Linked DNA regions of Homo sapiens: region 2 is linked to region 1. A link is an interaction called in ENCODE POLR2A ChIA-PET data of the cell type or tissue named here. Cell type or tissue: Panc1. All regions are shown on one strand. Each heading gives the region's core, and the rest is flanking DNA. Links, peaks and the distances in the headings are about the cores only.

Region 1 (17,603 bases), core at 5,313-9,312:
TTCTATGCTTATGGATTGGAGGAATCAGTATCGTTGGAATGTTTATACTGCCCAAACACATCTACAAATTCGATGCTATTCCTATCAAATTGTGAGTCACTGTTCACAGAATTAGAAATAACTGTTCCAAAATTCATATGGAACCAAAAAAGAGCCCAAATAATCAAGACAATTCTAAGCAAAAAGAATAAAGCTGGAGGAATCACATTACTTGACTTCAAGCTATACTACAAGGATGCAGTAACCTAAACAGCATGGTACTGGTACAAAAATGGACACATAGACCAATGAATAGAATAGAGAACCCAGAAATAAAGCTGCACACCTACAACTAACTAATATTTGACAAAGTCAACAATAACAATGTGGAAAGGACACTCTATTCAATAAATGGCTAGCTATACACGGAAGAATGAAACTGGACCCGTACCTCTCACCATATACAAAAATTAACCAAGATGAATTGAAGTCTTAAATGTAAGACCTCAAATTATAAAAATCCTAGAAGAAAAACTAGAAAATACTTTTCTAGACATTGATTAAGGCAAAGAATTTATGACTAAGTCCTTGAAAGCTAACATGACAAAAACAAAAATGGACAATTAGGTCCTGATTAAACTAAAGAGCTTTTGCACAGCAAAAGAAACTATCAACAGAATAAACAGACAACACACAGAATGGGAGTAAATGTTTGCAAACTATGTGTCTGACAAAGGACTAATATCCACAATCTATAAGTAATTTAAACAAATCAACAAGAAAAAACAAATAGCCCCATTAAAAAGTAGGCAGAGGACTTGAACTGACACTCCTCAAAAGACATACAAGTGGCCAACAAATAAAAAAATGTTCAGCACCACTAATCATAAGAGAGACACAGGCCAGGTGCAGTGGCCCACGCCTGTAATCCCAGCACTTTGGGAGGCCGAGGCAGATCACCTGAGGTCAGGAGTTTGAGACCAGCCTGGCCAACATGGCAAAACCCCATCTCTACTAAAAGTACAAAAATTAACCGAGTGTGGTGTGGTGGTGCATGCCTGTAGTCCAAGCTCCTCGGGAGGCTAAAGCAGGAGAATTGCTTGAACCTGGGAGTTGGAGATTGCAGTGAGCTGAGATCGTGCCATTGCACTCCAGCCTGGGTTACAGATGGAGCGAGACTCTGTCTCAAAAAAAAAAAAGAGACACACACACAAATGTAAACCATAATGAGATACTATCTCACACCAATCAGAGTGGCTATTATCAGAATTTCAGAAAACAACAGATACTGGCAAGAATGAAGATAAAAGAGAATGCTTATACACTGCTGGTGGGAATGCAAATGAATTCACCGCCTGTGGAAAGCAGTTCGAAGATTTCTCAAAGAACTAATAATAGAACTACCATTCAACCCAGCAATCCCATTACTGGGTATATACCCAAAGGAAAATAAATCGTTCCACCAAAAAGACACCTGCACTGCTATGCTTACCATGGCACTATTCACAATAGCAAAGACATGGAATCAACCTAGGTGCCCACCAGCGGTAGACTGGACTAAAAAAATGTGGTGAATATCCACCAGGTTCACAATGCAGCCACAGAGAAGAATGTATTCATGCCCTTTGCAGTAACGTAGATGCATCTGGAGGCCATTATCCTAAGTAAATTAATGCAGAAACAAAACCAAATACCACATGTTCTTACTTTTAAGTGGGAGCTAAACATTGGGTACACTTGGACACAAAGATGGGAAAAATAGACACTGGGGATTCCAAAAGGAGGGAGAGACAGAGGGAGCAAGGGTACTATGTTCACTACTTGGTTTATGGGATCATTAGAAGCTCAAACTTTAGCATCAGGTATTATACCCATGTAATAAACCTGCACATATACCTCTTGAATTTAAAATTAAAAGCAAATAAATAAATGAAAGAATTGGGCATAACCCTCAAAAAAATTCCAGAATGTGGGGCACTACTCTGGTCTCTTCAGGTCAGTGGGATGGGAAAAAGAGCAGGTGATGGGGCACAGGGGGAGCTATATTAAGATAAACTAAACTTGAGAGATGTAAACATGAAAACAATGTGTAATTCCGTATTGGATCCTGTTGGGAGAACAAGTTTGAGGGACAATTGGGATTCTGAATAAGGACTAGATATTAGAATTATTATTATAGGAATCCCTAAATTTTTAGGAGTGATAATGGTATTGTGGCTATGTTAAGAAAACTCCCTAATTTTTAAAAGATGCATGCCAAGAGGTTTACGAGGGAGGCATGCTATTATCTATAATTTACTTTGAAATGGTTCAGTAAACAAATGAAAAATAGAAGGATGAATGGATGGTTTGATGAATAAATGGAATAAATGTGGCAAAATATTAAAAAACTGTTCTCATATGCAATTGCTTATGAATCAGACTTAGTTTAGTAAAAACCAAACAGCAAGATAAAATAAATTGGATACTGAGGTTATTTTTAGATTTGTTATTACTGTCATGAATAATCTTCAATTTCAAATTTATGTTCCTTAAAACTTATTGTTACCATTGATTAATCTTATAATATATGTTACAAAGTTGAACTGATAAAATATTCTAATAAAATATTTATTTTGCTGTCTTTTATGTTGTAGATCCACATAAGGTATTCTTTGAAAACCCAGTTTAGTTCACAAGAAAAATGGAAAACAGATTTAGTCTTCTTGCCTTTTACGTTGCAGACATAGAACTTGTCATTGTAAATGCAGTGTCAGTAGGTCAATGACCCAAAAGTCCCCGTTCTTTGTGCTGAAAAATATCTGCAGAGAGGGAATGTTAGATTTCTGTAAGTGAAATTCTGAACAATACTAATTGTTTGCTTACCTGCAATGTATGGGTTGTTAAGATAAAACAGGGTGGGAACCTGATCTACCCAGGCATATCTTTCATGTGAATGTGAAGGAAATGATTCATTGACAACCCCAAAGACCTTGCTGGGAAAACACAGCTCAGTATTGCATCATCAAGCATTTGAAAACAAAGTGTCAGGAAACAGTTTAGAAATCAGTCTCTATCACTTTCTCTTATTAACTAGTTGTTTGTATTAATAAGAGTAACCACCACTTGTGTTTTGTTTTGTAGTTTATTAAGTGTATTTGTGATAACTTTTGGAAGTAGTAAGGTAGGTCTCATTACTCATTTTTCAGGTGAGGAAAATGAGGCTCCCAGATTTTCAGTGACTTGTTCAGGATTACACAGGCTGAAAGTGGAAGATCCATGTATTACTACATCTGGGTCTACCTAGGAAATGGGAGGGCATCAATTGTGTAATATAATCTCATAGAAACTCGGTTTTCTGAGCTCTAAGGAGGGCATAATGCTTATTTTACAGTATTGTTATAAAAATAACATGAAATTATATAAAGAAGACATCTAGGTCAGTATTTTCATATACATGGAGTTCGGTACATATTTAGTCCTTTTTTTTTTTTTTTTTTTTAGATGGGGCCTTGCTCTGTTGCCCAGGCTGGAGGGCAATGGCACAATCTCAGCTCACTGCAACCTCCACGTCCCAGGTTCAAGTGATTTTCCTGCCTCAGTCTCCTGAGTAGCTGGGATTACAGGCGCCCACCACCACGCCCAGCTAATTTTTGTATTTTTGGTAGAGATGGGGTTTTCCATGTTGGCCAGGCTGGTCTTGAACTCCTGACCTCAGGTAATCCGCCTGCCTTGGCCTCCCAAAGTGCTGGGATTACAGGCGTGAGCCACTGCGCCCGGCCCTTTTTTTTTTTTTTTTTTTTTTTTGAGACAGGGTCTTACTCTGTTGCTGAGGCTGGAGTGCAGTGGTGTGATCTCGGCTCACAACAGCCTTGACCTCCTGAGCGTAAGTGATGCTCCCACTTCAGCCTCCCAAGCAGCTGGCACTACAGGCACATGCCACCACACCCAGCTAAATGAGGCACCTGGCCTCATTTACTTTTTAGTGCCATGTTTATAGTCCTGTAGCTGTAATCTTAATCTGTACCTTAAATTTTCCACTGTCTAATTCCTTATATACCATCTTAGTAAGTTACAGTATTGCTATATTGAATCTTCAGTATAGTACTTTTCCAGGAGACTAACTGACAGCAAGCTTCTCTTGCTATTTTAGTTACTAATTCCTTCCCCCACTTTTGGGCAAAAGGCCAAGAGTATTTTGAGGAGATTAAGATGAACCTACAATTTATTGAATCATACCATTAAATAGAGTCAGAGTGAAGTTATAATACATTTGCAAAGTGACATATCTAAAGGGGCAGTAAGCAGCAGACGTAAGCAAAGTCATAGAAATCCATTTATCTGCCAACACATTTATGTAAGAAATTACACTACTGGTCAGGAATTTCCTGCTGTATGTCATTTTTTTTTTTTCTTATGGAACTTTTCAATAGCTTGTAATGGGCTGTTGTGCCTCCTCTTCAGGCTTGGCTGTTATCAGTGCCACTCAGATATCCCTTCCTATTCAGTGTGGAGTGCTTTGTGACACTTATGAATGGGTGCACCTATTTTTTAACTATTAGAATGTTGATTTATATCACAGAAGACTCATCATTTCTGCTTCCCTACACATAGGCCTGTTGTAAGAATTTACTGGTTTCAAACATGTATTAATTATATGAACTTGCAGGAAAAGAATGCCATAAAATTGAAAGCTACATGTGAGTTTTATAAGAGATAATTTTCTACCAAAATAATATGCAAAGGTAATAATTGGGGAAAATTTCTAGGCAGATGGGGAAAGAAATTCAAGTGTTTCTAATTATGTAGATAATGCTGAGTGAAAGGAAGAGCACTGTAGAAGGAATACTTGATGTGTAGCAGAAAACCAGAGTTTGAGTCTAGGCTCTGCCGTCTGCTAGATGAGCGTGGGCAAGACACCTAGGGCTGCAGTCTCATATACTTCAGCTGTAGAAATGGCCACTGAATCATATTTCTTAACCTCTGTTTTATTTTATTAGGAAAAATGTAACACCCCAGGAAATTTTAGTTTGCAGACGTGGTGTAAAACTTTACTTATGCAGCCTTATTTCAGTACGCTTGCGTATACAATCGAAGTATTTAGCACTTCAATGTTTGCAGAGATAATTGGCAAATAGAAAGTAATATAAAATAAATAAGTAGATTTAATGTTTTCTAATTTTCAATGGAGAAATATGGTTATATATATTTTTAAATTAGATTCAGCAGTAGGAGATTCAATGAATTACTTAGCCTCCTAAACATAAATCAGCTTCATCCTTCTCCTTTTTTTTTTTCAATTTTATATCAACAAACTGCCAGGAATGAGAGAAAAATTAATATTTCCTGAGAATGACTTTTGCATCAGTTGCATGCAACTGTTGTAAATTGTATCCTATCAGATATTTTGATTCACCTGAATTAAAACTTCTGATATATTATACCGGCCTAAAGATTAAAAAAAATTTTCTGACTTTCTTTCAGACCTTAAAAATGGATTTAATTTCCAGAAATGCAAGTGTGGGTAAATACAGAGATTATAATGAAATGCTTCATTGTGCTAATGGATAAAAGGGGAAAATCAACTAGAAGTATGTGCTTTTGGGAAGGAAAGGACAAAATTATTACTCTCAGTAGGTGATACAATTGTCTATTTAGTAAAACTACAAAATCAATTGTAATACTTTTTGAAACAATAAAAAATTTAGTAAAAAGACAAGTTAAAAGTTAAAATATATGAAACTCAATAGCTTTCTTATATACCAAACATTACCAATAATAAAATATAAAGGAAAAAGAAATTTATTCTCACTAGAACATACACTGCATGAGGACAGAAACCATTTTTTTTTCACAGCTGCATCCCCAGCTCCTATAACAGGGTCTGACACATAGTAGACACCATAAACATTTGTTGTGTAAATGAATTCGTGGTAACAAAATATCACAAAATTATTAAGAATATTCTTAATATGAAATTCATAGGATCTTTAATCCTATATTTCATGGAAAACTGGTATGTGAATTGAGTTGGTGAATTCTCAGAAAGAAGGATAGTGGTTATATGTAGAATGTTTTTCTCCACCAGACATGGATTCATTCAATAAATATGTTTGGGGATCTACTCTGTGCTTGGCGGTGTTCTAGCCACTGTTCTAGGCACCAATAGACAAAAATAGACAAAAATCTCTGTTGTCATGGAACTTATCATCTCATTTGGAGATATAAACAATATGCAAATGAATAAGTAAAATAGATAGGATGTCAGATGGTGCAAAATGTTAAGGAGAAGAATAAAGCAAAGAAGGGGCTGTAGAGTTCCAGGGTTTGGACAGGGGATGGAAGTAGACGGAAGTGGCAGCTGTGAATAGGGTGCTCAGGCAAGATCTCACAGACAAGGTGGTATTTGAGTAAAGACCTGGAGAAGGTGAGTCATGTGGCTATCGATATTAAAAGCTACAGTAATTAAAACAGTGTGGTCGTAACTTCAAAGAGACACAGAAAAATAGAACAAAATATTGAGTTCAGAAATTGGCTCAAATATATGTGAAGATTTAGCATGTGATAAAGTGGCCAAGAAAATGGACTGTTTTTAAAGAGTGCTGGAACAACTTGCTAGCCATTTTGGGGGAAAAAGGTAAGTTGGGATCTCACCTTATCCAGACAAAAATTACAAATGGATAAAAAGTTTTCATGTTAAACCACACACATTAAACAGCTGAAGAATGTTTAAGTATATATTTTTATACAGCCTTTGACTAGAGAAGGCCTCTTAAAGCATAATAAAGCCAGAAAATGAACAGAATGGTCCACAGATTAGACCATATAAAAGTTTGAGGTGGCAAAAATAAAACAAAATAAATAAAAAATTAAAATCACCACCAATAAAAGTTAAAAAAATACATATTACAGAAATACTATATTTCCTTATTCTAGTCCCCACTCTCTTTCAAAAAATGAACAGAATGGTCCACAGATTTGACAATATAAAAGTTTGAGGTGGCAAAAATAAAACAAAATAAAAAATTAAAATCACCACCCATAAAAGTTAAATTAAAAAAATACATATCACAGAAATACTGTATTTCCTTATTCTAGTCCCTGCCCTCCTTCTGAAGTTAGTGTATACATTTAATGTGGTGATGTCTCTTTCTCCTTGCTCTTAGGAACTATTAAATTGATAGTATATATTCTAATAAACTGCCTGTTAGAGAGCAGACTAAGGTATATAGAAAGCTTTAAAAAGCAACATATTTTTGCATACTCAATAGCAAAAGTAAAAAGCCTATGAACACAGTTCACAAGGAAAGAAATGCAAATAACTAAAAAAAGGGAAGAGATGTTAAACCTTTTGGGTAAAAAGGAAAGGTCAGCTGAAATTGCATTGATATGCAATGTTTTACCCATTGGATTGGTAAGCCCTAAGAGGATTGTTATGGGAGGCAATGGGAATATACAACATTCTCATTTACTGCTAATGGGAGTGTGAATTTGTACAGCCTTTCATTAAAACTGAATATGTTTATGCCTTTTAAATTTCCTTGGATTTTTTTCCCTAAAAGGATATAATTGCACAAGTGTTCAAAGATAAGAATGTATGTACAAAAATGTTTATCTCAGCATTGTTTGCAATAGTAAATAACTGGAAATGATCTTGATGTCCATTAATAGAGAAATGGTTAAATAAGCTACAGTAGAATGCTATGCAATGTGGAATGCTATGGAATGCTATGCAGTTATTATTTATTTATATGGGAAGATGCCCACAATAAATTGTTTATCAAAAGGCAGATTACTACAGCCATTTTGGAAGACAGTTTGACACTTTCTTACAAAACTAAGCATCCTCTTATCATATGATCCAGCAATTGTACTCCTAGGTATTTACTCAAACTTAACTTCACACAAAAACCTGTACATAAATGTTTGCAGTAGCTTTATTCATAGTTGTCAAAAATTGGAAGCAACCAAGATGTCCTCAAGTAAATGAGGATAAAACAAACTGAAGTATATCCAGATAATGGAACATTATTCAGTTATAAAAATAAATGAGCTATTAAGCCATGAAAAAACACTGAAGAATCCTACATGCATATTGCTAGGTGAAAAAATAGCATTTGGCATTCTAAAAGGCTACATACTCTATAACTACAAGTATATGACATTCTGGGAGGGGCAAAACCATGGAGACAGTAAAAAGATCTGTGATTGGCAGGGATTGGAGGGAAGTCAGGGAGGGATAGATAAGTGGAGTGCAGAGAATTTTTAGGGCAATGAAACTATTCTGCATGTTGCTGTAATGGTGGATACCTGACATCATACATTTGGCAAAACCCATAGAGGAATGAATCTTAATATACATTTTAGGTAGTAATGTATCAATATTAGTTTATCAATTGTAGTAAATGTACCACACCAAAGCAAGTTGTTAATAATAGGGGAAATTGGTGGTGAACAGAATGGGAATATATAGGAACTCTCTACACCTTCTGGTTAATGTTTCTGTAGTCCTAAAACTGATCTAAGAAATAAAGTCTGTTAGTTAAAAAAAATGCATGTATGATCCTCTTTTTATAGTTTGTGTGTGTGTGTGTGTGTGTGTGTGTGTGTAGGGGGATGTGTAGAAATAAGTTTGGAAGGATAGCATCAAAATGTTAAGAGTGGTATCTTCCAGTGGTGAGACTGTGAGAGATTTTCACTTTTTAATTTATGTCTTTTTATACTGTCTACAATGTTTTATATTCTTATGATCAGAAATAATACAATTTCATTTCAAAAGCAAAAACATAAGACAACAGCACCAACTAAAAAAGAGAAAACTAACAAGAATAAAGTAAAATGAAAAAATAACCCGTAATTCTACCATCTAAAGATAACTACTATTAACATTTTGGTATATATTTCAGGTTATTTACAATAAATTATGTAATATGTGAAATATATAGATAGATAGATACACACATTAAATACAATTTTACAACACAATCATAGTTTATATATGTTCCACAGTGAGCACATCTATAGGGACCTATCCCAAAGGCTTAAAAGTTATCCAACTGAAAGTTGACTTATACATTTTTCATTTACAAAATACAAGGCTCCTAAGTTGTCTAACTTATCCTGTGATGACTAGTGGCTGCCAGGATTATGCAAATATTTTCAGAAAAACAAATATGCTTAATACGTCTCTTCAAGGTAAAAATGACATTTTAATAGTGAATGAGAAAGCAACTGCTTTTCTAACTTAATTTGCTGTTTTGAAAATGGATGTGGTAGCAGCCTCTGAGGTTGCTGCCACTGATCCCCTCTTCCTGGCATCCATGTCCTTGTCTAATCCCCTCCCCTTGAATATGGGCTGGACCTGTGACTCTAACAAACGTTTGAATGTGACACAGGACTTCAGTTCGTTTCAGCATTTCAAACAAAACAACTTCATATTCACATAATATTTCATAAAATTCTTTCCTATGCATAGTTCCATTCAAGCATCCCAACCTCTTGAAATAAAGAAGAGATATAATATTTGTTTCTGTTTTAAGTGAGAAAATTAAGGGCTCAGAGAGATATTAAATGATTTGTTCAAGGCCTGTCTGACCAGACGGCTTGTACCACAATTCAAATCCTGCTCTGCTGACTTTAATTCTCAGTCTCCTTCATTCTAAAGGACGATTCTACTCTTCAGTCTTTAGACTTTCCAGAGTGGAGTAAAAAAGTGGCTGGCTAGGCTTTTGTGGTCTCAGATTCTGGTACCTGTGTCACTATAGCACAATATTCTAGTCTATATAGAGTGATTCCTCAATTGATGTTTGTTGATAATATGGAAATTTCATTCATAGCAAATTGTGGTGGTGTTAAATACTGTCATTACTTTACTTATCCACGTAACTCTATGTGAGATTAAGATTTTGGTAACTATCTGGCTATTTTGATCAAGGCAGATACCTGGTAATTGATATGTTAAGGCATTTTTCTCCCTGAGTTATTGGATGATGAAATCATAGAAAATTAAACCTAGTAGCAAACATTAGATGTGCATATTTGAAGACAGATTTTTTTTATAGCTGTACTATGAGTTATTTTTTTTCTGTCAAATATTATTTATGAGGAATGTTGAGGTAACTAGAGAGGAAAAATGTCATAGAAAACAGTTCCCTTCAGATGATCTAAGAGGTTCATGTTGTATACAATGCACCTCTTATCAGAAAGTTATTGGTGATACCATTTCTTTTCCGGTAAAGCAAAGCAAGTCTTCATTTTTACATATTTGACATCTCTGAGTTACTTACTGATGTCAGAGAGGGCATCCTTGATGTATGTTTATTCATATATTTTCAAAAAACAGTACAGAAAATTTTCCATTACTGAAGAAATAAATCCACAAAAACCAAAGGCTTGAGAATATTCCTTTAAAAAGATAATTTATTGACTTTTGTGCATTGGGGATTAACCAAATCTGTAACTAGAGATTAATCTGGAGAAGGGGGAGAGAGGAATAGAATGTGAATGGGACAGAGGCAGAGGAGGGAATGTGAGGGAATTAGGGCATTAGTGCTGCTGGAAGGGTGTGAATATGACTTGTTGAGGCTTTCTGAGTTTCAGGCTCTGTGCTACGTGCTCTGCATATATATCTTCTTCTTAATCTCTGTAACAGACCTATGAGGTGACAGACATTATTATCCACAGTTTTCAAATGAGGAAACTGGCTCAGAGAGGTTTCAATAAATGACCCAAGATCACACAGCCAGTAAATAGCAGTCAGGATTTGAACTCACAGATGTTTGTACTTCAAGTCTGTGTGCTTTACCGTACTGCATACGTCTGTCTACAGAGTGCTGATTTTACAGATATTTTCCCCAACTTGGCTATTGGTTAACTGTCCAGATTTGTTTTTACATGAGTAACGCATGCTCCAGTTTATTTTTATTCAAAGATAAGTATATATAAAGAGATGTAGATCCTTTTATGGTTTGCTGAAATTTATTTTGAACTTAGTTCTCGTGCATCAGAAATACCTTATTAATTGAAAATAGACCCATTAATTACTGTGTGGGATGTGAAAAAATGCATTCTTTGTAAATTTCTAGTTTTTCCTTTGGACTATGGTAATTTGCATTTGTCCTATGCTTTTGGCAGTAGCCACAGATTTCAAGTATTAAACATAAGTGAAATACTGTATGTGATTTTCTATATTGTATGGGAGGAAAAAAGTCAATCTGGGGGACAGATCCAAGTGATGTGAGACTCCAGCTGAAGGCTCAGGTCCCTCTAGGGAAAGTCACAGCAGCCTGACGGTGTAGGAAAATGGCACTCTGCTGCTGTCAGTTTACTTGGCAGTGCCTGGCAAAGAGCACAGGAAAAACACCAGAGCAGCAATGAGCAGTTTTTCAGCTGCCAGAGAAAAAGTTTCACAAACTGGGAATTTTACAAAGGTACACTAATGTCTGATACTAATTTATTCATCAAATATTTGTTGCATAGTATATGCTGAAAATACAATGCTGAATTAGTCATTGTTCCTGCTTTCAAGGAACACACGGGCCAGACGGGAAGACAGTCTATAAATTTCAGTAAAGGGCGTCAAGGGCCATAGTCACAGGGCCTTATGTGAGCACCTAGGAGAGGTACCTGGTTTCGCCGGAAGTATTGGGAAATGTTCCAGAAGAGGGAATATCTATTCTAAGCCAGACTGTCTATATAATTTGCGGAGTCCAGTGCGAAATGAAAATGTGGATCATTTGTTCAAAAACTATGAAGAATTTCAAGATGGTGACAGCTGAGCATTAGATAAAGCACAGACACTTCTAATTGAATTTCCTTCTACTTAGACTGTAATACCCACAATGGGAAAATTCGAAACCATTGTTTAACAAAATGAACCCACTCTGGGCATTTATGCTGTTTGTTTCCTTTGAAGTATTACTACATAGCAAAAATCTAAGGGTCTACAATAATGTATTTAAATCAGCCTGGTGTGGCCATGATAATTTTGGAAGAACAATATTAGAATGGGTCATGAATGTTTAGTATTTGTTGCATTTCCCCCAGAAAAGGAAAGTTTCTGGGAACTTCAGGGAATATTTAAATACTTTCTCCAGCAGCCTGTTGCCTCTGAAACAAATAATTTATGGAAATGATAAAAAGCAAGTGTTAGTATGTTTGTTGGAAACGAAAACAGAAACCCTACCTGTTGATTACAAAAGCAGAGAACATGGTATCCATGGAATATTGTATTACAGTATTTTTCACAACTACTCACTGTACCCTTTAAAGGTTGTATAATGCCTGCTGGTAGCAAGGTAGCCATACGATTTATAGTAATTCCCTGAGGAAGGACTCTATCTATCCTTCTCACTTGGCCATGTGACTTGCTTTGGCCAATGGAGTGAAAGGACGTGATGTAAGCCATGTCTGAGTAGAAGTTCCAGGCAAATGCTTTAAGGGCCATGGCAGTTGGCACTCTGCTTTCCCCCTGCCACAAGTTCAGCATGTTCCCCGGAGGAGTTCTTTCTTCAAGCCTGGATCCTGAAAGAAAAAGCCATGTGGAGCACAGTCATGGCCAACACATGAAATGTGAATGCGAAGTAAACCTTGGTTGTTAAAAAGCCAGTGAGATTTTTTGGGGTTATTAATGACCATAACTGGGTGAAAATTGGCTAACACAGTGTTTTTATTTATAATAGGGCAATGAGTCACAAATACATCATTTGTCTAAAGGACATTCAGCGATCTCACTCCTCTGGGGAATGACACTGCTCTAATAATGATGATCATATAGGTTTTTCCAGAGGCAGATACACTGGGAATTCTGCTAATGGTAATCTGATCTGCTGGGAAATCAAGCTGAGTCCTCCAGGCATGAGTTGGGTCTAAATGGCTAAACCCCTGTCCTCACTTCCCCACCTGGTCCAGCTGCTTGCTGCCTACTTGATCTTAGACAAGTTGCTAAGCCTCAATTCCCCAATTTGTAAACTTGGAATAGGACTATTTACTTCATAAATTTGTTAGGACAGGGTCAGCTTCTATTTCTTCTGTATCAATGCCATTTTCCCACACAGTTTCTACCCCTCTGATTAAATTAGCTCTTGTTTGACTTTGTCTATCATTTTTAATGTAAAAGAAGTAAGACATTTGTAGATTAATATTGAGCTTCTCTTTGTTTCTCCCCAAGTATCTATTCTTTCTTCAGTGACAACAACTACCTCATAAAGGGTATATACTTTATTTTGATATTGGATATATATGCATATACATACATAAGTTAAAATATGCATAAAACCATGTTCTGTACACAGGAAAAATTTAGGATAAAAGAATTAGTGAAATCTTCTTTTCTTAAAAGGATTATGGTGGGGGAAGTGGGTTCACTTCTCCCTATGAAGCTGTTAATTCTTTTATGTTACTTGGCAAAGCTTGCTTGCTTTCTCTTCCTTTTTTCTCTCTCTTTCTTTCTTTTTCCTCTTTCCTTTCTTTCTTTCTTTCTTTCTTTCTTTCTTTCTTTCTTTCTTTCTTTCCTTTTCTCTTTCTTTCTTTCCCCTCCCTTCCTTCCCTCCCTCCCTCCTTCCCTCCCTCCCTCCCTCCCTGCCTCCTTCCTTCCTTCCTTCCTTCCCTCCCTCCCTCCCTTCCCCCCCCTCCCTCCCTCCCTCCCTCTCTCTCTTTATTTTTTTATTTTCTTTCTCCTCTCTTTCTTTCTTTTTTTTCTTTTTGAAGCAGGGTCTGGCTCTGTCATCCAGGCTGGAGTACAGTGGTGTGATCTTGGCTCACTGCAACTTCCACCTCCCAGACTCAGATGATCCTCCTGCCTCAACCTCCCAAGTAGCTGAGACTAACAGGCATGTGCCACCAAGCCCAGCTAATTTTTGTATTTTTTGTAGAGACAGGGTTTCGCCATGTTGCCCAGGCTGGTCTTGAACTCCTGAACTTAAGCAATCCGCCTGCTTCATCCTTCCAAAGTGCTGAGATTGCAGGCATGAGCCATCGTGCCTGGCCTGGCAAATTTTTCTAATTGTCACTATCGGTCAAGTCCTGTCCTACGAACTGAGAATAAAGAGTGGAACTGGATAGAAAAAGGCCTGCTATCTTTTAGCTTACCTTCTAGTAGGAGGAAGCAGACAATAAACAATTAAGCCAATAAGTAGACCCAATAAAAGGCCAAAAAACATGAAGTAAGAGTCCTTGGGAGAGCTCTCTACTGAATGGATAAGAATAATGTGTTAATTTATAGCTGTTTCAAGGAAGAGTAGCAACATTTATTGAGCACCTGCTAAGTTTCAGCTAGTTTATCTGTACTCTTTCATTTAATAATTGTAATAACCCTGTGAGTAGGTCCATTTTATAGGTCAAAAACTGGACATTCACAACTAGAAAGTCAACTAACTTCCCCTCAATTACCCAGCTGATAAATTCAAGAGTGGACCTCTAATTCTTACCTCCTACTTCTTCCTCAAGCCCAGTAATCTCTTTTAAGTAGGAAAAACATATCTCTTTCTGCTTACCCTCACCTATATCCTCAGTTAGGCTTTTTTAGATTATAAGTGATATTTTTCTTAGAATAAAGTTAAATTTCAGCTTTCCCTGCATTTACAGGAAATATTCTTTAAAAACAGAGCACTGGACTTAAATTCTGGAGAACTACCTTCAAACTACTGTCCTGCTACTCAATACCCATGTGGTTTCCGGCAAGTCACTCAACTTCTATGAGCCTGTTTACTCATCTGTAACAGGAGATAGTGCCAGGTATAAGGTTTTATGATCCCTAGTTTTGAACTAGTGGGGTCTGGCTTCACAGATTTTACTATACTTTGCACACTAATATTGCACACTGACATAGAGTCTCTCTCTGGTGATGTGCACAAGGATTTATATAACTCAGATCACTTCCACAGCACAGTGACTCAGAGCCCCTGGAGTATGAAAGACTGAATCCCTAAGTCTGGCTCACGAGCAGTAAGATCTCCTTTTCCTCTGCATTTTACCTAAGTGTTTTTTTTTTTTTTCCAGGCTGGGAGAGTTTGCCTCTGGCGTGCCTCTGCTCTTGAGGGTGAAATGGGCTCAGAGTGACTTTAAAGGCTGCTCAACAAAGGCAGGAACACCAGAGAATTATCATTTTCTTTTTCTTCAGCTGACTGGATAAGTGTAGCTGTAATAGAGTATGGTTCAGGAGGGCAAAACCACTTTGGAAGAAACCTTGAAAGTGATTCAATTTCAAGTCACAAGATCAATTATGTGAGGTTCTAGAACTACTGATACTGAGTTTTACAGCAGATTCATGGCACAGGTTCAGAAGGTGATTCAGGATGTCTCTTTCCTTGGACATTAAAGCTCATTACCTGAAAATTACTCAGCCTTGGCCCTTAGGGAAATTTTAAGTGCCCAGCCCAAACGGCATAATCCTATTTAAAATACCAAGATTGCATGATAATGAACAACATCGAAAGAAAACACTTGTCTGGGTCAGATCTCATCAATTAGACAATTTCCAACAGAGAACACATCTCTAGATAACTACATGTCTGTCATATAAGGGATATGTGGACTTCCGGCTATGTGCTTACAGTAAATTATCTCAAGAAAACTAGGCAGCAGGTAGAAAAAGAGCAATGCAATCCCACTTTTTTAATGCTCTTGCCTATAGTCTTTGATGGACTGAACTTCATTTGATGACCATTTCTATTCTTGCCTGCAATTTGGGAATGTTAAATCCTATCTCATAGGAGTGTGTATGGGTAGCATGAACTAAGGTAGATAAAGGCTTCACGTGGTGTTTGGCATGGCGTAGGTGTAGATTGGACCTCAGTTTTCTGCCCATGTTTGCTCTTCACGTACCTGTCTGGTATCTGTATGTGCTAAGCTCTGAGCCTTACAAACCATAGGGAGAGATATGCAAACTTGCCCTCAATGAGCATGTTGTCTAGCGAGGAAGATGAAATGCATAGACAGACAACTAGAGGTGGGGTTTGAGGGAGCCCAAGAAATAAGCACGCTTTTCCTGGCCCAGTTGCTGACAAGGAGATTGAGAGAGGGTCCCAGAGGTCAGTGGATTCTGGAGAATGTGGCATGGATGTGTTAGCTCAGGGGACTTGCCAGTCCTTCAGTCAGGCAGTAAGAGGACATCCCCAGTTGCCAGTCATTGGAAACCTAAAGAACTACAGGCTTCCTGGGGTAGGGGGACAGAATGGGTGCTGCAGGCTGGTCTGCAGAGGGCAGGCAGAGGTGCTGAGCAATCGCACTGGTTGAGAGAGGGGAGTATTGCTATTGTGGAACCTTCTCCACATGGACACATGAAACAGCAGAAAGGGAGAAGGAAAAAACCCTAATAAATTTAGCTTGCAATTTAAATTGAAGGGCTAAGAATAACTGACATTAATACTCATGCCTCATTACTGGTTGATTTATTTGGTTCTCAAACCATGGCTGTGTGTCAGAATCACTCGTGGAGATTTAAAAAATTACAAATACCTGGCTCCACCTGTTGGAGATTCTAAACCAGAGGATTTGGGAAGAGGTTTAGATATCTACATTTTAAAATCCCACTACAGGTCATTCTGATGGGCATCCAGGGTTTTGACCCACAACATTAATTAAGCAACGGTAGGCTTGGTTAATCTTTAAAAATACAACAGTCTTTAAAAAGGACCAGTGCTAATTGCATTATGCTTCTGTGTAAAAAAAATACAAAACCCTCAGATTTATTTGTCCTTTCTGCCAAAACAGAGATAAGAGAAGATCAAGGGAGTAGACAGATAAAAAGGTAAGTCCTGTGTCTTCTGTCTTAGGTTTTCATAGAAGTAACCAGAAGATATATATTTTTTTGCTTATCTTTTTTCTATAGTTAGTATGATCAAAGCTAACATTTCAAAAGCTGATCTTCCCTGGAAACATGAATAGGAACATAATACATTCAGTTGAAATTTTATCTAACTTTTAGTGAGTGCCTACTGTGTGCTAGAACTATGCTTGGCAGTTTCCTGTGTCTTCCCAGGTGAGGAGGTCAGGCCATAAGTGTAGTAGGATTAATGACGGCATTCTGAGCTAGTGAGAATGTTTAGGAACCATGACTTAAACGTTTATCTGCATATGATTCTCACTGCTGATGAAGATATGGTGATGCTGCAGCACGTATGTATTGTGGAGACACTGAAATTTAATACAACTTTTTGAACAAAAATTTGATAATGTATCCTAAGAACCAGATCTATATAAATGTTCTTAACATTGCACCCATTATTTCAATTTCTGAGAATTATCTTAAGGAGATACTTTTTTAAAGTAACATGTTTCAGGTAAGAGGAGAATAATTATAATGTATTTTAAATGTAGCTATATCTGGAAATTACATAAATTTTAATCATTAAGGAAATGATAGGTGAATTATTGCATAATGACTTTTAGACACTTAAATCTGGTCATTATAAAGCCTCTGGAGGAACAGGTAAAATGCTTAAGACAAAAAGCCAAAAGAAAAAATATGTACCAGGATAGTAATTAAAAGTTATTCATTAATGTTGGAAGGAAGTGTGAAGATGAGATGTAGTTTGTGTGTGGTAGTAGAATTCTGAGCATGTTTTCCTTTTTGGATGTGGTGGATGCACATTGTCCGGTCTTCCCAGCATCCCTTCCCACCCTATATGCAGCTAAGAGGAAAGGAA
Region 2 (4,203 bases), core at 204-4,203, 77 kb before region 1:
TCCTAACCTCTTGATCTGCCCACCTCAGCCTCCCAAAGTGCTGGGATTAGAGGCATGAGCTACCGCGCTCGGCTGTGTTGGGGATAAATTGATTAAAAGATAGATGTCTGTTCCTATGAAGCTTATAGCTGTTGTGGTGGGGAAGTCAGAAAAAATGTGATTTGAGGAAGCAATCAACCATTGAATTGGGGCAAAGTCATAAAAGAAGGTTAGTGTCCTGCATGGAAGCCTAGAGAAAAGAAATCCAAAGAAAATAAATGTATCAATATCTCTGGACTGTTTCATTAAACATTTTGGGGGTTGCCTTCTTAGCTAGGGTTACCAACCATTCCCAGTTTGCCTGGGACTGTGGTTTCCAGGATGCAGGACTTTCAGTGTTAAAACAGGACAGTTGGTCCCAGTTTTCTAGCCTATTTCTAGTGCATGACCATTGTACCTCTCCTCTGAAAACTATTCTGCCCACCATATGGGTAGGTCCTGGCAGCTATTTGTACTGTGTTACCCTGCCCACCAAACTACATTTGAGATTAGGGTGGAATCTTGACCCATTACTGGCCGATTTGTATTGAGAAATTGAACTGAAAACAAGAAGCTCAGAATCTAGTTGCATAGTTCTATAGTGAAATTTCACACATTTCTGTCATTGAGGTCTCTAAAACAAAGACAGTTTTTGATTTTTGGAAGCTGTTTATCTTTTAATTCTCTGAGGCATCCCAATCTTTTAAGGAGTTCTCTCCATCTGCCATTCTTGCTTAAACTAATTTAAACGGATTTTTTTGTTATCAGAAATTTGACTAAGCCAAATGTCCAGGTGTATTTCTAAATTTCTACGTCAAGACAAACAGCTCTGGTTCTTTATTTAGAAATGTTCCTAGAATATTCCTTAAGCTTAATGGAAATCTCTCTGGAATAGCTAGCTCCCTGGTTAGAGTACCGTATTTTTATATTCAGTGGACATGTCAACCCAATTTCTTTCCTTTCTCACTCCCTTCCTGCCTTCCTTCACTCCCAATTTTTTTTTTTTTTTTTTTTAACAGGGTCTCACTCTGTCACCCAGGCTAGAGTGCAGTGGCATGATCACGGCTCACTGCAGCCTTGACCTCCCTGGGCTTCCAAGTGGCAGGGACTACAGGTGCACACCACCTGGCTGATTTTTGTATTTTTTTGTAGAGATGGGGTTTCACCATGTTGCCCAGGCTGATCTTGAACTCCTGGGCTTCAGCAATCCACCCTCCTTGGCCTCCTAAAGTGCTGGGATTAGAGGCATGAGCCACCACGCCTGGCTTCACCCAGTATATTTCTAATTGTAGATAAATAAATTTGCATTCTGGTTCACTTTGGTAATTTTTTGTATTTTATTTATTTGAGACAAAGGGTTTCACTATGCTGTCCAGATTAGTCTCAAGCTCCTGGGCTCAAGTACTGCTATTGCCTAAGCCTCTGGAGTAGCTAGGACTACAGGTATGTCACCACGACCAGCTGGTATCATTTTTTTCTAAAAAATAGCACATTTGAAAGTGTATGGATTTTGTTAGAACTCGTCTGACACATAACCCTACCCTCTTTCCAATGAGCATGTTAGTTGCATATGGTAGGTGTTCAGTTAGAGCTTGCCTATGAATACTTGAAAATTCCACAAGTCATTCTTCAATTGATTTGTTGCAAATTCTGCTGCCTTTCCTAATCCTTCTCATTTGACCATCATTAGTAACTGCATATTAAGTTTCTTGGAGACGTTTCCTGACTTTGGAACTACCATCAGGCATACTTGACTATCCCAAGGTGTGGTCTTTTCTGTTTCAGCTCTGGTTATTTCATTTCACAAGCCTCAAGCTTTTCGGACTTATCAGTAGGCCATACCTAAACTAGCCTGTGTATCTTAGTAACCTTCCCACTTCCACTGTTGCTCAAGTAAAACCATGCTGTTACACGCACCAGCTTGTCCATTAATTCCTCTTTTCCTGTGACTTTTTCACCAAACTGAACATATCCCAACTTCTTTCCAGGCCACTTGATTGCTCCTGGAGTTTGTGCATCATTATCACCCGAGTGGCCTTCTTAAGTAAAAAACCAGATCCTGGGCTACCCTACAGCTGGACCTTTGCAATCAGACAAACTAGGCACGTTTCAGAAAGCTGTGGTTTTAAAAGGCTCTCCAGTTGATTCTGATACATTATTGACCTATTTATTTCCATCAGCAGGGCTGAGCCTGGGCTCTTATGATGCATTTTAGCATCTTCCCCCAACTCTCCAAGACTTTCCATTCCTTCTCACTTTGGAAACTTAGAATCTCTGGGAACCTAAACTTTTTTTCCTGACCATTCATCACAAACATATGGACACCTACTAGGTGCTAGGTACTGCAGTTACAATGCAATTTGCATTAGACACTGCCTATCCCATTACCTGAAAAAAACAAAACAAAACAAAACAAAAAACACTGCTACTCAGGATTAAGCATGTATTTATTTTAGTTCAGTTAAAACAAACATACATTGTTTCATTGAAACGGTGTAGCACTCTTTGCCAACAAGCCATACTAGAATTGTTGGCCTCTAACAGTACAGTGGGGATATTTACACTATATACACAAAGTTAATACACCCAGGTTCTCAAAGGTCTTCCATTACACTAGATCACATTTTATTTCATTACACTAGATCACATTTTGATTACTGCATTTTGAAAATGTATTCCTTATTTAAATTTTAAATAAGAGATCTGAATTTGTACCAAGATTTCATGAAAAAATTTGATGTTGTTTATTGCAAATACAATTTAAACAAGTTTTTTTTAGTGTTTGTACACAATTTGTCAATTTTTCAATATTCAATTTTCTGTACAGGTACTTTTGGGACAATTCTTATAGTTACATAATGTGAATTCATCAAAATGCAGTTAAGAAACTTACAGGAATATATACACTTGAACCCAAGACCCAAACCTGACATTATATACAACCTATTTACAAATACATATGGACAGACAATATATGTACATAGATTATCATAAATATTGAAAAATAGGTTAGCTTTAATGGATTAATGTTGTTCTATAAATAACATTACAGTTGTAACTGAAACATCCACGGAAGACAGTAATGCAAAATGAGGTGACAAGACAGTGGTTTTAATACTGAAGACTGCTCATTAATGGGAATTCATTGTTCAGGAACCTCAAGGTAGACAAGATAGCTCCCAGAAAATCATCCATTGGAATTTTCCCTAGGCACTTGATTTTGAACCTTAAATAGCCAGAGGATTGGAGGAGCTTCCTCACATTAATTTGCTGTAGAGAAAAGAATTTTTTTTCCATTCCTTCCTGGTTGCCACAGTATCTTCTCCCATACAAAAAAAAAAAAAAAAGTCTGTAGAAACAACTCTTGGTATTCCCTGGCAGGTCTTAGATACAAAGTCAGCAACTCTTTCCAGGAGCTCATGCAAATTTGCCAATTCTTGGTCTCAACTAGAGGTGAGGTTCTGCATTCGAATGGAGTGCCTAAAGCCCAATTAAATGAAAGCAGTGCCGTAGAATCTGTCTTCCCACTGCCTTTCTATTTCTAGATGGCCCCCAATTATTTTATCTTCATAGAAACAGACAAAAATGGACCAACGGTTTCACCCAATGTAGCACTACAAGACGTCTTCCAGTTCCATAAGGGTCTTTAATTACACATGTATCTTGTTTGTAAATTTAGTCACATATAATACAAGAATGCGTAACAAAAACCATGTCTCCACATTTCTGGCCCTTGCCCCAAACAACATTTTTAGTTCAAGGGCAAACCTTACAGCCAGATGACCAATTGACAATTCCATTATTTGCTTCCTTCAACCACTTAATGGAATTATGTATATTAGATTTTAGACATTATGCCTGATGAGCGAAGTACCACATTATTTAATAATATATTCACCATACACTGTGACGTACGATAAATGTGCTCTTAAAGCCAAGTTTCAAAGTAATTATTTTCATTTCTAACTGGGATTGAAATGGAAGGGTTGACATGCAGTTGGACCAAAATGACTACTAACACTCAGTTTGCACTGTTTTCCCTAGCTAACCATTTGTTGGATGTAAACAAGTAATTCTACGTTGTACAAGAATGAGATGACAGTCCAGTGCAAATGAGTTTTTATAAAGCTTACTGCATGAGAAACCCAGTGGCCTACGCAAAGAGAACTTATATCATATCAAACA

What was found. ChIA-PET counts read pairs that join two places held together with the same protein. Peaks named below come from ENCODE experiments on the same cell type or tissue, not always from the same donor. Only the 100,000 strongest peaks of a DNase experiment are listed, where the experiment ranks them.
Region 2: POLR2A ChIA-PET joins it to region 1 with 14 read pairs; 11 of 35 experiments call an interaction of 5 or more read pairs at or near these places.

What each region holds. Positions count from the first base shown.
Region 1 is chr12:46,427,657-46,445,259 of GRCh38, forward strand. All of the region lies in intron 2 of SLC38A4-AS1 (SLC38A4 antisense RNA 1), which reads left to right. LOC124902923 (a long non-coding RNA gene) reads right to left here. Exons shown (of 2, transcript XR_007063284.1): 2 at 2,576-2,780. Among named protein-coding and RNA genes, the nearest start is that of SLC38A4-AS1, 53 kb to the left of the region's middle. RefSeq lists enhancers at 2,690-3,191, 2,730-3,024. In Panc1, for the core only: no CTCF peak of the experiment used is centred there; no DNase peak of the experiment used is centred there; H3K27ac peaks cover 4,000 bases.
Region 2 is chr12:46,355,741-46,359,943 of GRCh38, forward strand. It overlaps SLC38A2 (solute carrier family 38 member 2), which reads right to left. Exons shown (of 16, transcript NM_018976.5): 16 at 2,448-4,203. Among named protein-coding and RNA genes, the nearest start is that of SLC38A2, 15 kb to the right of the region's middle. In Panc1, for the core only: no CTCF peak of the experiment used is centred there; a DNase peak (open chromatin) is centred at 1,910; H3K27ac peaks cover 948 bases.